3 separate regions of the Homo sapiens genome follow, and all the other regions are linked to region 1. A link is a contact called in ENCODE Hi-C or POLR2A ChIA-PET data. All regions are on one chromosome and are shown on one strand. Each heading gives the region's core, a stretch centred on a gene start or an enhancer-like site at or near the end of the contact. The rest is flanking DNA. Distances are from core to core; before and after follow the strand shown.

What was found. A loop is a pair of places that touch in the nucleus more often than their neighbours do. ChIA-PET counts read pairs that join two places held with the same protein, here RNA polymerase II (POLR2A). Pooled maps may share reads with other maps.
Region 2: a loop to region 1 is called in a map of CD4-positive, alpha-beta T cell, with 8 times the contacts of the local background. The contact joins the enhancer-like site here to the promoter of PIK3C2G in region 1. A Hi-C loop is called at or near these places in 32 of 168 maps with a recorded cell type or tissue (A673, CD4-positive, alpha-beta T cell, CD4-positive, alpha-beta memory T cell and 23 more), 32 of 37 single-sample maps with no recorded cell type and 34 of 50 pooled maps. POLR2A ChIA-PET finds 5 or more read pairs at or near these places in 1 of 52 experiments (GM12878).
Region 3: a map of PC-9 shows a loop between it and region 1 (4-fold over the local background). The contact joins the promoter of PLEKHA5 here to the promoter of PIK3C2G in region 1. A Hi-C loop is called at or near these places in 4 of 168 maps with a recorded cell type or tissue (Calu3, MCF 10A, PC-9 and 1 more) and 3 of 50 pooled maps. POLR2A ChIA-PET finds 5 or more read pairs at or near these places in 1 of 52 experiments (MCF 10A).

What each region holds. Positions count from the first base shown.
Region 1 is chr12:18,258,711-18,263,793 of GRCh38, reverse strand. PIK3C2G (phosphatidylinositol-4-phosphate 3-kinase catalytic subunit type 2 gamma) reads right to left here and starts at 2,276. Exons shown (of 33, transcript NM_001288772.2): 1 at 2,217-2,276.
Region 2 is chr12:19,188,796-19,193,878 of GRCh38, reverse strand. The region is part of intron 3 of PLEKHA5 (pleckstrin homology domain containing A5); the gene reads right to left. Among named protein-coding and RNA genes, the nearest start is that of PLEKHA5, 62 kb to the right of the region's middle. Within about 2 kb of position 2,909, at least 3 of the 41 ENCODE cell types and tissues checked have a DNase peak (open chromatin) inside an H3K27ac peak, as active enhancers do.
Region 3 is chr12:19,127,300-19,132,382 of GRCh38, reverse strand. It overlaps PLEKHA5 (pleckstrin homology domain containing A5), which reads right to left and starts at 2,650. Exons shown (of 32, transcript NM_001256470.2): 1 at 2,495-2,650; 2 at 2,253-2,332. The coding sequence starts at 2,583.

The DNA of each region.
Region 1 (5,083 bases), core at 1,027-3,526:
CCAGAATTTAAAGGATAAGTATTGCTTAAAATTTAAAAGACGAAAAAGGTATCACAGGCAATTTGTAATAATATCGACAACAACAAAAAACTGATGTCATTACATTGAAAAGACAAAACGAACCTATTGGAAAAAGTAATTCAGGAGGTAAAGAATAACACTTTATAAGGTAAAGAGTCAATTCACCAGGTGCATATCACAGATTTATACTTAAAAATAATTCATTTGAAATTTAAATGGCAACAGTTTATACTGCTACAAGGAGAAACTGATATAGCCACATTTATAATGGAAGTAATAGTAATCTCACATCATTTGTAGAGTGATCAGTCAAAAATATACAATTAACAAGCTTAATTCAATGAACATATATAAGATACTGTATCCAGTATTGGAATTTATACCTTTATAAGGACAAGATGGCTTATGAGAAATGATCATATATTTGGCTAATTTTAATATAATTCAAAGTCAGTATTGTACAGACTGTTTTCTCTGTCCCCAATGTAGTCAAAATCAGTAAAAATAAGATAACTTACAGAACTCATGTTTTTAAACTTAAAAAACATTTTTAAATAACTTGCACAGTGAAAAACCACAATAAAATTAGAAAAACTTTGAGATAAAAAATAAGGTTGCCAAGAAAAATACATATTTTTGCATAAGAAATTCAAAGATACACATCACTCTTATTTTATAGCTGAAAAACTCTTGAAAATATTTCAGCCAACAGAAAAATAAATCATAATAATTTAAAATGCAAGAGTTTTGTCATAAAAGGTCTATTGCTAAGAACTGATAACAGTTAAAATGGATTTATGCCTAAACAATTTAATCATATTTTGCTATGATTATCTGTATAACATTTCATCAGATCATACATTTGGAAAATAGCAAGAATTTAGTTAGAAATACAATACAATGCTTTTCTAGATTGGAAATGATTACTTCATCACGTTTTCTTCCTAAGCTCTGAGAGAATTGTACCATGTTTTGCTTACTTGAAGAGGGCTTCCTCACGACCAAAATGATTCCAGCTCAGGCAGAAGAAAAAGTGAAATCATAGCCTTGGGGTTCACAATGGCATCACAGGATCTTGCTTATTTAATGAATCAGTGAAGACTCACCTACTATGAACCTTTTCTATAGGAGGTAGAAGTTGTCTTTTTTTTTTTTTTTGTCAGCTCACTCATGGTTAGCTATTTTCTTATGCTCACTATTTTCTTATGCTCAATTCACAAACTTGCTTTTTATCTGGTTCAGATGGCAGATAGACATGCGTGGAGAATAAATAACATGTCATGGAAAGAGCCCTTGAGTTGGAATAAGAAAACCTTGATTAAAATCCAAGCTCTTAATAACATTATTAATGACATGAGGGGTATGTGTTCTTTAACCTCGCTCTCTGAGTCTGTTTCCTAAGATGCAATAATTACATTAGCTAATGCATTTAAAAAGGAGATCACTATGTACAAGTTATATATTATGATTAGTTTGAAAGAATGGGGTATATCTTATCTCTAACTTTAATCCTAAGCTTCAGAAATAGAATTGTTCATCAGACAAGAACATAAGGGGGCAACTGGGACACACAATAGGTTCACATTGGCCTCAGTGAGCTACGAATAAAGAGGTAGGCAAACAGCAGAGACGGACCGCAGCACAGAGGGAGGAAATGGAAATAGAACAGAGCTTCTCCCTAGCAGGAGTTGCTTCTAGTTTGGATCCCATATGTTAAGAAATTCCACCTTCCATTTAACAAGAATTTCCTCTGGGAGCCATCATGGGGATGCCGTCTACAAGCTAGTGGCACGAGATTCAAGACACTAAAAGTGTACACTAAGAAAAATCTACCAGTAGACATGAATGAAATAATTAGCTCAAGGCTCTGATGAAATGGTATGTTATCAAATGCAATCTGTGGTGTCAGCTAGCTGGAGAGAGAGAGAAAGAAAGAGGCAGAGGGAGGGGGGAAAGAGAGAAAGAATAAGTTTATTCAGGAAAGATCTATCTTCTGGTTGTAGATTTTGGGGAATATTTACAAGCTGGATATCTCTGTTTCAAAATATGGCACAAACTCACTCTGATTTTAAATTCATCTACCATTTTTGTATCACAGTATAATTAAAGAGCTATTTTGCCTCAATAATATATTTGAGTCGAAATATCATGCTATGTAGTTAAGTATAGGAAGTTTATTTGTTTTAGTTTCTTACCTGACGCATATATCTTCCTGAAATGAAACACGATCTCATTTCTTTTCAAGAGTCAAATACGCTCACACAAGCTAAAACACTTCTATTTCAAGGGAACGTGATGCTTCCACTGGAAGCTTTTATTCCTGTTTGGCAGGTTGGGCGTGTTTGGAAATCTATTTTCCATCAAACCCTGAAGGGTTATATGGAAAAAAAAAGAAAAAAGGTTTGCATTGACATAATGAATAGAGGATTTAAGCCAAAAACCCAACCATAAATGAGCTTCTCTGTGCTAAACAGAATTCGGGCCAAAGATACTGATCAGCAATATACAAACGAAAATATATTTTTTAAAAATGTGTAAGGTGGGCATATTTCCCCTCAAATTACAGCTAAGGTTATTATGCATTTAAACGTGGAGGTGGTTGGATGTGGTGAAACCAGTGGTCTCAATTTGCAGGAGCAGAGGTGAGCCCTTGAAAAAGGTATTCTAGCCATTCTGTGAGTTTCACCTATCGAGGTATTTTCTTTATTTAATTAGAATTTAATAAGTTCATTTTTTTCTAATTTAGAAAGATATTAATTTTTAGTTTAGCCTTAGGATGCATAGTAAATTTCAATTTAAATATTTTTAATAACATCTGAAAAGGAACAGCAAAATAAAACAATATTTATAAGATTAGCAAGTAGATGTGGGTGGTTTATTGTTTTGGTATACTGCTCTTGAAATTGAACAATGTGTGGAGACTCTGAGACAACACAAGAAATTATATAATTAAATCCAGGTAAAATAGGATCTGCCAGAAGTAGGCCTGCTTTACTGGGAGAAAGTTTTAGGAAATAAAAATAAATTGGATTACTCTTGTTTCCAAAATATGTCGTAGGATCCTTTTGTTGTTGCTGTTTTTTTCTCTTCTTTTTTCTTCTTTTTAGATTTATAGTAGTTTTCTGTAAGAATGATTTCTTACATGGAAGGGTAGAGAAGAGAAAGTTGAGAATTATATCACTTTCAGGGCTACTCATGGAAAGATATTTATAGTATTGAAGGTTCACAATTGTACAACACCATCCCCTGACCCTTGTACCCCTTCTGTTCTAAAGCTACAAAGGTGTGAGAGGTCACAGAAAAATGGGAGCTTGACCTAGAAGTGGAGGGTGATGTCACACAGGAAAACAATCATACCTTTATATTTTAATAATAACCTGAGCTGCAATTCTTAGCTTTGGAACTCTGGGGAGATAGATGACTTTAAAAATAACTTTACATGTAGTGATTTTTTCCAAATACATTTATGCTAAACCCTTAAAAATCTCTTTAAATTAATTCCTAAAATGAGCCACTATTTAAGAAAAATAGTCCCTTCAAAAATTGAAACATTTTGGATCTACAAATCTCTTACCACACATTAAAGTAGGCTCATACATTTTTCAGGAGGACTTATGAGAGCTGGACTGGGTTGAAAAGGAACAATCTAATCTTGATAAAACTCAAAGATTAAGGTTAGAACAGTTTGATAGTCATTATTCATTAACAAGAAAGGGTACAAAAATGTACCTTGTACTTTGTTTCCTTTGAAAATATGTTCTTCAATAATTTATCTTTCCTTGCTTAACATGTACGCTTACCTATTTTAGTAGCACTTTTAATTAAAATAAAATCCAGAGAACAATTAAGCTTCTTCTAAAATTTACTTTTTTCATGGCTATGTCCTATGTCTAAAATTTAAACACACAAAGCCTTCTGTCTTACCTGGTAGTAGTCTACTCCGTTTTTTAGGCAAAGTATTTAAGACAGAATGATCAAGCTTCAACAATGAAATGCAAATTTTATTTAAAAATCAATGTTTACGTGCAAGTTTATTTGATTTCCTGTCTATTATGTTAACATTAATTAGGTTATTTTGTTTATGCATTTTATTGTAAGAGTCAAAATTTTAAGTTCCATGGTGAACAGCCTTCTAAAACTTTCTTGCTTGTTACATTAAGAAATCAATGTCAAATTATATATAACCTTCTATTTTTTTCTAAATAGGCTTATTTCCCCCCACTCTAAAGCAAATGTGATTTCTTTGTTCAAAATTCCTCAATTTTCAGAACACACACTGCAAGATGAGTTCTACAAGTGTCCTTACTCATCTGCCTGTAGTCTTGCTCGAAACCTGGGAAAGATTTTTCAACACTCGCTCTGCCAGTAGGTAGAACTTAGCAGAGTTGTCTTTAAAGTTTAATATAAAGAGTTGTGACCCAGACCCCGAAGCTGGCTACCTGCATATTTCATACATGCTCCACATTTTCCATCTCATTCTCTTTTTAATGTTATTTGTATATACCCATTTTAAAGCAGGATCTCACTTTTTAAGTCAAAAGTTCTGATAGAGTATCTACTGGGTACTTAGCAGCTACCTAGTACAGGTTATAATGTGGTGAAAAAGACCGACAAGATTTCTGCTATCATGAAGATTACAAGAGCAACTTCCCACCCTGTTGCCTAATAGAGTGACCCGAACCTAGTTACTACCTGGGTGAAAAACAAATGAAGGCAGATACAGGTAATAATGCAGCTACTTGAATATTTCTCTTTCAAATATAGGAAACTGCCAGAGAAAGGAAAATGTTTTGATCAAGTTATTTAGAAATTAAGTGCTAACTGCATTGCTGCTCTATTAAAAAGTAAATTGCTTATTCATTCACTTTAAGAGGGAAAAAATGAATCAATAGAATATGAAATTCTTTATAAAGATAGAGCTTTTAGACATTCCAAAAATACTATTTAATGTCTAGCATAAACAAAATATTTATATCGATTTTTCTAAGTCTTATACAACCTGAGCCTCAACATTTTGTACTAAACTTGAACCAATCATTTTAAGACGATATTCATTATCAAA
Region 2 (5,083 bases), core at 1,660-4,159, 930 kb before region 1:
TCCCACTTTCCCTTCTGCCATAAGTAAAAGCTCCCCAAGGCCTCCCCAGAAGCAGAGTAAATGCCAGCACCATCCTTGCACAGCCTTGCAGAACCATGAGCCAATTAAATTTCTTTTCTTTATAAATTATCCAGCCTCAGATATTTCTTTATAGCAATGCAAGAATGGCCTAATACAGGGACTCAGAGGGATGGGAGGGTAGGAGAAGGGTGGATGATAGGAGGTTGCTTCGTAGGTACGATGTGCTGGGAGGCTCTCTGGTAGGTACAACGTGCATTGCTCCAGTGATAGATGCACACTGAAGGCCCTGATTTTACCACAATGCAATATATATCAATGTAGTAAAACTGCACTTGTACCCTATGATTATATACAAATTAAAAAAATCAAAACTCTAAATCAGAATAAACGTCCAAGTATAAAATTCATATCTAACTTTCCATTTGAAGTAAGAAATTGATTAAAAATTTAAACTGCCTTCTCACAAGAACCTAATTTAACCAACATTATTTGCTTTTAAAATATTGGCTTCATGTGTTCCCAACATGGGGTCTACTGAAAGCTCATAAATTATCTTAATAAACAAAGTCTTACCTAATGAAGCATCATTCTTGTGAATCTTACTATATTCTGCCCCTCTTCTAAGTATTAAGACTTTCCTTCTTAAAAAATCAAAACCACATTAACATTGCACCCTCTTATGTTTAAAGTTGACTCACATGCTACTGTCCTTGGATTTATGCACCTCATAAACACTCCAAAACCTAATCTACAATGTAAAAGTCTAAAATCTGAAACAGGGGTCAACAAATTTATTCTGTACAGGACCAGATAGTAAATATTTCAGGCCTTGTGGACCCAACAGTCTGTCAAAACTATCAACTTTGCTATAGTGAGAAAGTAGCCATAGACATTACATAAATGAGTATGGCTGCATTCCAACAAAGCTTTATTTACAAAAACAGGCAGCAGGCTGGATTTGGTCCACAGCCACAGTTACTAACCCCTAATCGAAAGTATTAGTTAAGTAGAATGTCTATGATAGTCTCATCACTCCTTAAAAGCTTAGTACCACATGCCTCTGATCAATTATTTACTAGATCAATTTCACTTATTAATGATTAGGTTTACTAATTTTAGTAAGAATAAATTCTTTTCTTTTTTATTTTTTGAGACATAGGGTCTGACTCTGTGGCCCACGCTGCACTGCAGAGGTGCCATCTGGGCTCAATGAAACCGCTTCCACCTCCCAGGTTCAAGCAATTCTCCTGCCTCAGCCACCCGAGTGGCTGGGACTAGAGGCGAATGCCACCACGCCCGGCTAAATTTTTTTTGTATTTTGAGTAGAGACGGGGTTTCAACCATGTTGGCCAGGCTGGTCTTGAACTCCTGACTTCAAGTGATCTGCCCGCCTCGGCCTCCCAAAGTGCTGGGATTATAGGTGTGAGCCACTGTGCCAGGCCAAGAGTAAATTATTTTCTATTCTTATAATTTCATTAGGGTTCTCCTTAATATTTAATTTTTCATAATTCCACATTTCATTAACTAAAGTGAACTTAATCAGTCTTTCCTCATGAATCTCATTTTCTAAAATTTGTCCTTTTTACACCTTTGACTTCTCTCCAAGTTTCCTATGAAAAGTAGAAATGTCAGCACTTCTCTGTAATTAACTGCTTTTATAAAATTGAAAAATAAAGCAAGCATTTACATGTTTACTTTTTCCTTCATTAAAATTAAAAATAAAAATACTAAAATTTTTTTTAAATTCAAGTCAATTGTTAATAAAGATATCCTTTTAAAGTATGGTAGCAAGCCTCTAAGATGACCCTCAGTGATCCCCAGCCTATACACGGACTATACAAGGGTATACACACCTTTGTATAGTCCCCTCCTGCAATGAATCAAGGCTGGCCTTTTTCACCAATAAAATATGACAAAAGTGACACCCAAAGCTAAGTCATAATGGCAGTGCGGCTTCTACCTTACTCTCTTAGGCTTGGTCACTATGGACAAAGCCAACCACCATGTCATGGGTCACGCAGCCTTATGCAGAGAAACCAACTACCCACCATCAACTTGCCAGACACGTGATCCTCCAGCATGAGCTTTCAAGCTTGCAGAGACTAAAGCCTTAAGCTCATAAGGCTCATCCAACCTCGTAAGAGAACCTGAGCCAGAACTACCCAACCAAGCAGCTTGAGAATTCCTGACTCACAGGAACAGGGAATGTTAATAAATGATTATTGCATTATGTTTAGAGGTGATTTGAGAAAACAGCTGATATACCTGTATCTAATTAGGTTACAACGTATCTTATTTTGTATAACTGAATATTTTGGTTCTTGGCAGCAGCAGTTGAAAAACAATCATCTGTACTGCAATAAGATGAGTTTAGGGGACAAGACTGACAACAACAACAACCAATTAGGCCGCATGGTAGTGATGGATGCTAGGCTGTTCATTCAACAACACTCAACATTAACTCAAAGCATTCAGTGTGGGAAGCTGTGTGTCAGGGTATTAAAGTATTAACAGTTTGATTTCTACATACTGGTCTATGACCCACAGTTACATGCAAGAAATAATCCCTACTTCACTCCCATTCTTGCCCATGTAAATCTCACTGTTTCACAGGGCACTGTGTTTTTAAATCTTGGTCTGACCCATTAGTAGATAATGAAATGCAGTTAACAGGATGTTTGCTACCAGTACTTTAAAATAACAAAACAGAAGAGAAGGTATAGGTGGTAAAGGGAAGAAAGTATTTTCATTTTAGTATTATATAAAGTGGACAGTGGGTCATCCAATAATATTTATTTCTTATTGCGAGTCATGGTCAAAAAAAATTAAAATAAATGACATAAAATACCAAATATGTTTACATCATAGGAAACTAATTAGTCACCACACTCGTCCAGTTAGCTGCCAGCTCATGTTCCTTTTCCAACTTCTCTTTTGCATGCCCTTTAAATAGCTAGGCTTCACTGCTCATTTTGTTTTCACACTGATATTTTTAAATTCCTGTGAAAATTGGCTCTGGCTCAGTTGCTTTTTTCCTAATCTCAGTTCTGCTTATCTTGAGAGGGCTGAGAATAGGAAAGTCTCTTCTCCTTTGGGACAACCCATTTAAAACACACCTAATAGTTGTCTCACAAGAGTAAGGCAAGCAAAAAGAGGAAGATCAGATAGGGAACTTGCAATAACACTGAGATAACTGAAATTTCTGGCTAAATGAATCATCTTCAGTTCTCCAACATGCTAGAAATGATTAGATATGCTGGGCTTTCAAGGTTAATTTTTAAGTCTAGAATGTCCAAGCAATAACTATATTTCCTACTAAGACTTTTAGATTGTTATCACTCATGCGCAGCATGTAAAGCTCTCTGATTTCATGATGAGGGCCACACATGTAGTACACATCTTGAATGCAATCAGTTATCTCTCAGCCTTCTCTCTTGCAGCACCTGGCACAGTGCTTTGCATTAACCTGAATAAATGAGTATTTTTTAAAAGAAATTATTTGGGGAATTGAAAGACCAAAAAAGGAAATATTTATCCAACTGATAATTCATTTACTTGTTTGCAATGCTTCAAGAGAAAGGCATTATTATCCATAAGGAAGTTTTCCTAGCTTTAAACCAGTATTTCTATCCCTGAAAATATAATTACCAGTAAATATAACAAAATATTTCCTAAAACTTTTTAACAAGATAAAGGAGGATTTCAAGATTGGGTTTTTTCTTTCAAAAGGTGAAGTGAAGCTGACACTAAGAGTAAGAGTTCAAAGAGTAAGACTCAGCTGAATAATAACTTTTAAAATATACGACACAAGGAGGAAATGAAGAAGCGCACGTTGTAAGCAGATTTTAACAATTAATAAAGAAACAAATTAATGTCTTTGGAAAAGCACAGAAAAGCAAGTAACCAAATTCCACTAGAATGAGATCAAGAATAGAAAGTGGGGGCATTAAATCACAAAAGCTCTAATGAAAGGAAAATTCTGGCTGTTCTCAAAAGAGCCCTTTTCTAAGCAACATTCTCATTTTTATTAGTTTTTCAGAAAGGAGTTATTTATGTCAATAAAATTTTAGCAGTTATGTCACCCTAGTCCTTATCATTGGTCTACACAAGACTTGAGAGCAGTCTGTTTAATGGTCTGAATAGCATGAATATGTTGATATGAGTCAAATTTATTTTCCTAACCCATTCCTGAGTTGCAGACTGGTATACCAAACTTCCTGCCTGAAATTTCCATTGGCTTTCCCACAACCATCTCAAACTTAACCTACCAAAAACGAATCTCTTGTTGATCTCCCACCTTCAATCCACAACTCCTCCCTGACCCCCTGCCCTTTCCCCCAAAAGAACAAATATTTTTTCCCATTTCTAAGCATGAACTCTCCACTCAGCTGCATGAATCACAGGGCTGCAATTTATTCCTCTCTTCTAACCCAAGAAATCCTATGTAGTCTATCTGCAAAATCTCCACTTCAAATGGTCTACCTTCCTCCATCTCTGCTGACACTTTCTTCATCTATTTACCATCTTTCTTCATTTAGACAAACGCAATAGCTTCTTAACTATTCTCCTTGTTTCTACTCTAATTCTCACATCATTTAATTCTCCAAAAACTGCCAAGACTTCAATGAAGCTACTTGGTCCTGCACAGTGTGGCCCCGGTCCCCCTCACCAGCCATGGCTAGGGGACCCCATCTTGCTTGCCTAGTTCCAGGCACACTGGGTTCTTTTAGACCCTGTGAGTGTCTTCAGCCTAGAAGATTCTTCTCTGGTAAACTAAATATATGTCCAGTCTCAGGTTCAACCCATTTAAACACACTTTATTGACCTGTGTAAAAACTTGACTAATGTCTATCTTTGCTCTATGTTGACAGCTGCAAGAATTCAGGGACAGTGCCTGTTTTATTCATCACTGTAACCCCAAAAGTTACCAGAGGTCTTGGTGTATAATAAAAGCTCAGTAAACATTGGTCATTGAAAGGCTTTCTTTTACATCGAATCCCATTTACCATTAAGTATATATAATGCCTTTACACATAAATTATAAATGCAAACAGACAATGAC
Region 3 (5,083 bases), core at 1,401-3,900, 870 kb before region 1:
ACATATATTACAATTAGTATTACTTCAATGATAGCAAAATAAGTCTCAATCCATTTTAATTATCCATTTTCATTTATTAGCTGTTTTAATTAAGTAGATTACTAACAAAAAAAGTGTTGAGCTGGCAATACAACAGATATCATTTTTTGAAAAACAGCAATTCAAATTTAGAGCCACCAGAAAAGTAACCATAATATTAGAGATTATCTGACCTGAGCACACACTGTAATATATTAGGGTGGAGAGGAACTATGTTCTGGCACCCAAGAAAGCAAAGGGAAGCCTTCTCATCCCAGGTGGAACACTCATGAATGACTAGCAAAAAAAAAAGCTGGGTATAACAGGCAACGCCTGCCTCTTCTTGGGTATATTGTGTCTATTTAAGACCGTATTTTTCAGCTACACAAATGAATCCATCTAGGAAGTGTCACCAAAAAGAAGGCAGAACTTCCTAACTACTTAATTAATGGAAAAGAAATGACACCGAATACTTCCGTGTGTGTTTCTAAAAATTTGACTAAGAGACGTGAAGTTTCAAGTAGTAAAGTTGGGGATGATTCAGGTGAACAATGGTCATTATGTGCTACATATTATTATTAATGACAAGTTGTTTGGATTTCATCAAAATGCCTCTTGGAAGTAAAAACAACCGATGTGTGTACAAAACCAGAGTCCAAGCAAAGTAAAACCAAACCAGAAAAAAAAAAAAGTGAAATCACATAAAAGAATAAAATTTTTCTGTGGCGTGAATGTTACCAAATCTGTGGGGTTAACTAGGACACTTATTTATATCACTCATAATTCCATAGGATAATTAGTCTAAATAATTTAAATGTCATATCGTCTTTCATGAAATAAATCTATCATTATCCATAAAAGCAAAGAGGCCATCAAAGTTGGAATATGCGTGTAAAACACCAGAAAGGTATATTGAAGCAAAAGCCTGCACCGGGGAATTGAGAAACATGATAGTGTATTAGTCAGAAATGCCTTAAAAATGTAAGCTCATCATGCTTGCTACACCAGCCTTTCCTTTCTTCCTCCACCTTTTTGCAAATTTGGAGACATTAGTCACTTCAGTGAACTCCAGCATTTCACAGAGAGGCAGGTTTGTTCAATATCCTGGCAACTTTAACAGATTCACGGAATGTCAGAGTCCGAGAGAATGTACCCCAGAGGCCAGCTCTGAGGACTGCTGAAACTGGCCTCGCCTTCGACCCAAACTGCTCTCAAGCCTTTCCAATCACCAGGACTAGAGGCAGGCCAGTAAGAGAACACATGTTACATTTCAAAGACAAACAAGTCACGAATGTAAACAAAGAATGATAAAAGAAACCCAGACCAGTACAGAAACTACGAGGAGCCTTTTCCAGCTCCACTCACACTTAGCATTCAAACAAGCTCCCAAAGCCACCCGAGAGAGCCGCTTCCCCACGGACTCCCTCCAAACAGGGCCCGGGTGCCCCCATACGGGACACCCCCTCGCACGCCCACCGCCTCCTGGCAGTCTGTGCAACCTCCGTGCGGCTGGCGGGGACTTTAGATCCGGATCGCCAGCAACTGAGGCTGCGAACGCCTCCTCCGGCTCCGGCTGCTCCTCCCGTGGCAGGAGGGAACGCGCCAAGCGTTTCCCGAGCCGTTCCCTGTCACAGAGAGGATCGCAGCACCCCCGAACTCCTCTCCTCCTCCTCCTCCTCCTTCATCAGCCACCTACCCACAAGTCCCACCTAGGAGGAGGAAGCTGCACGGCAGGAGGCAGCGCTCCTGGGAGGAGGGGGAGGATGTGGTTACGTTATCCCGGCGGGCGATCGGGGTCCGGGGCTGCAGGGAGGGGAGTGGGTAAGGACTGCCTGAAGATTGCTGGGGGGCAAGACGGCAGCTGGGGGTCACCGGGGAGTGAGTAGCGGCCGCGGAGGAAAAACTCAGGACTCCAGGTTTCAGGGAGGGGAGCGTCGCCACTCTAGGGTCGCGAGGGTCGTCTAGGCTGGGATGGGGGGAGAAGGCGCAGGAAGAGGGCGCCGTCTCCAAGTGCTGATGAAAGGCTGAGGAGAAAGAGGCGCCCCGAGACTGGAGAGAACTCCCGGCGGCGGAGTCCCCGTGGCCCCTCTACCTGCGGCCGCTCCCGCCCGGCCTCCGCCCCGCCTCGCCGCCTCCCGGGGCCCGCGGCGCGGGGCAGGTTGCGGGGAGCCGGGCGGCCCGGGCTCTGCCGCCTCCTCCAGGCGGAGCCCAACTCCGTTTGGGCCCGGCGTTACCTGTGCTCTGCCGCCGGTGTCCGGTGACCACCGCCTCGCCGGTGACGGGGTGCAGCCAGGTGGTGCTCTTGGCCTCCTCGCTGCAGGGGTGAGAGAAGGGGCAGACACGGAGCGTGAGAGGGGACGCGGGGGCGAGCCGAGGGGCTGCAGGAGCACAGACCCGGGCTCTCCCCCGTGTCGCCAGCCGCCCGCCTCCTGCCCTCCCGCCCCCGCGGGCCCCCGTGCCGTCCCCGGCTCTTTACTTGATGAAGAAGACTCGGCCGCCCCTGGTGATCCCGTAAGTCCAGGACCGGGGCAGGGAGATCCACTCCAGGTTCAGATCCGCCGCCATGTCTGATCCCTAGCCGCCGCCGCCGCCTTCTCCTGCTGCCGCCGCGGCTGCCGAGGGAGGAGGGAACGAGCGAGCGAAGGGAGCGCGGAGCGAGCGCGCCTCCCCGGCCCGGCGCGCCCCCGCGCGCGCCCTACCCCCTCGGGCGGTGCCCGCCCCGCCGCCCCGGCAGGGTCCGGCCCCCGTCGCCGCCCCTCCGCATCCCGGCGGCCGCCGGCCGGCCGCCCCGCCGCGCGCTCGGGGGATGGGCAAGCGGCGCCGCGCCCCAGACCCCTCCCTCGGGCCCCTGCGGCGCGCCCGCCCCCTCCGCCGCGCGAAGGTTCCGGGATCGATTAAAAAAAAAAAAAAAAAAAAAAAAAAACGCGTCCTGCCCCCAGGGCTTTGCCCGAAGGCTTCCCATCCCAGGGCGCGATCAAAGGGAGCCTAATAATGCCCAAGCCCCTGATTTCTCTCTTTCAAACAACAAAAACACAGCGTCTGAGCTTTGTTTTATAAGAGCTGTTGGAGAGCCAACAGATTTTTCCAATATATTTATCGTTTTAAAATGGAAAGCTGTTTTTATTAAAGCACACGAAAGGCCTTTCCTGTTTGTTTGTTGTGTGCCAGATATCAAAGGTTGGACGTGATACGTGGCCCCATGAAATATGAGTGGATTTAGACTTGACAAAACAAGTTTTTTCTCTTCCTAGGCCCCTTAGGTCATATCTTATAAAATAAAAACTCGTCTTTTTCTGGTACTTGTTTTTAAAGATTCACTTAACATCAGTGTGGATTTTTACTTGCCCTGTCTCCAATAGATTACAATAATAGCTTATTTTATGGAGTCCTTGTGACGGTGTACATTTTTAAATCTTCACAACAACTATATATATATGTGTGTATATATATATATGTGTGTGTGTGTGTGTATATATACACACACACACACAATCTATAAAAAATCCCCATTTTACAGATAGGAAAAATGAAGTTTAAAAACACAGTAGTTTGCCCAGTCATAGTAATAACTGCCAAAGCCTGGATTCAAACTGGCTGTAGGATTTCAAAAGTATATTTGTATAACCTCCTTGCTGTACAAGCCCACTTTGTTTTACTGCGATTCACTTTATTGCTGTTTGCAGATCTTTCACATCTTACAAATTGAAGGTTTGTGGCAACTCTGCATTAAGCAAGTCCTAGCACCGTTTTTCAACAGCATTTGCTCACTACATGTCTCTGTGGCACATTTTGGTAATTCTTGCAATCTTTCAAACTTTTTCATTATTGTACCTGTTATAGTGATCTGTAATCAGTGATCTTTGATGTTACTGTTGAAATTGTTTTGAGGGCACCATGAACTGAGCCCATGTAAGACAGGGACTTAATAAATGTGTGTGTTCTGACTGCTCCACCAACCAGCTGTTCCTCTGTCTCTCTGCTTCATCTTGGGCCTCCATATTCCCTGAAATGAAACACTAATAATTGTCTAATAATAATGGCCTAATATTGAAATTAGGCCAACCAGTAACCCTACAATGCCCTTTAAGTGACCAAGTGAAAGGAAGAGTTGCATGTCCCTTACTTTAAATGAAAAGCTAGAAACGATTAAGCTCAGATGTATCAACAGCCAAGAGAGGCCAAAAGCTCGGCCTTGTGTCAAATAATTAGACAAGTTGGGAATGCAAAGGAAATGTTCTTGAAGGAAATTGAAAATGCTACTCTGGTGAAAACATGAATTATAAGAAAACAAAACAGCCTCATTGCAGATAGGGAGAAAATTTTAGTGGTCTGGGGAGAAGATCAACCTAGCTACAACATTCCCTTTAGCCAAAGCCTAATCCAGAGCAAGGCTCTAACTCTCTTCAATCTTATGAAGGTTGAGAGAGCTGAGGAAGCTGCAGAAGAAAAGGTTGAAGCTATCAGGGATTTAAGGAAAAACACCATCTCCGTAACATAATAGTGCAAGATGAAGCAGCAAATGATGTAGAAGCTGCAGCAAGTTATCCAGAAAATCTAGTCAAGATCATTGAAGGTGGATACACTAAACATATTTTCAATGTAGACAAAACAGCCTACTATTGAAAGAAGATGCCATCTAGGACTTTCACTGCTAGAGAGGAAAAGTCAATGCCTGGCTTCAAAGCTTCAAAGGGCAGGCTGACTTTTTTGTTAGGAGATAATGCAGCTGGTGATTTTAGGTTGAAGCCAATTCTCATTGACCATTCCAAAAATTCTAAGACCCTTAAAAATTATGCTAAATATACTCTTCCTGTGCTCTATAAATGGAACAACAAAGCCTAGATGACAGCACATCTGTCATGGCTGACTGAACATTTTAAGTCTGCTGTTGAGACCTACTGCTCAAAAAAAAAAAAAAAAAAAGAAAAGAAAAAGTGATTCCTTTCAAAATATTTCTGTTCATTGACAGTGTACCTGTTTACCCAAGAGTTCTCCTGGAGACATACAAGAGATTAGTGTTGTTTTCATGTTGGCTAACCCAACATGCATTCCACAGTTCATGGAT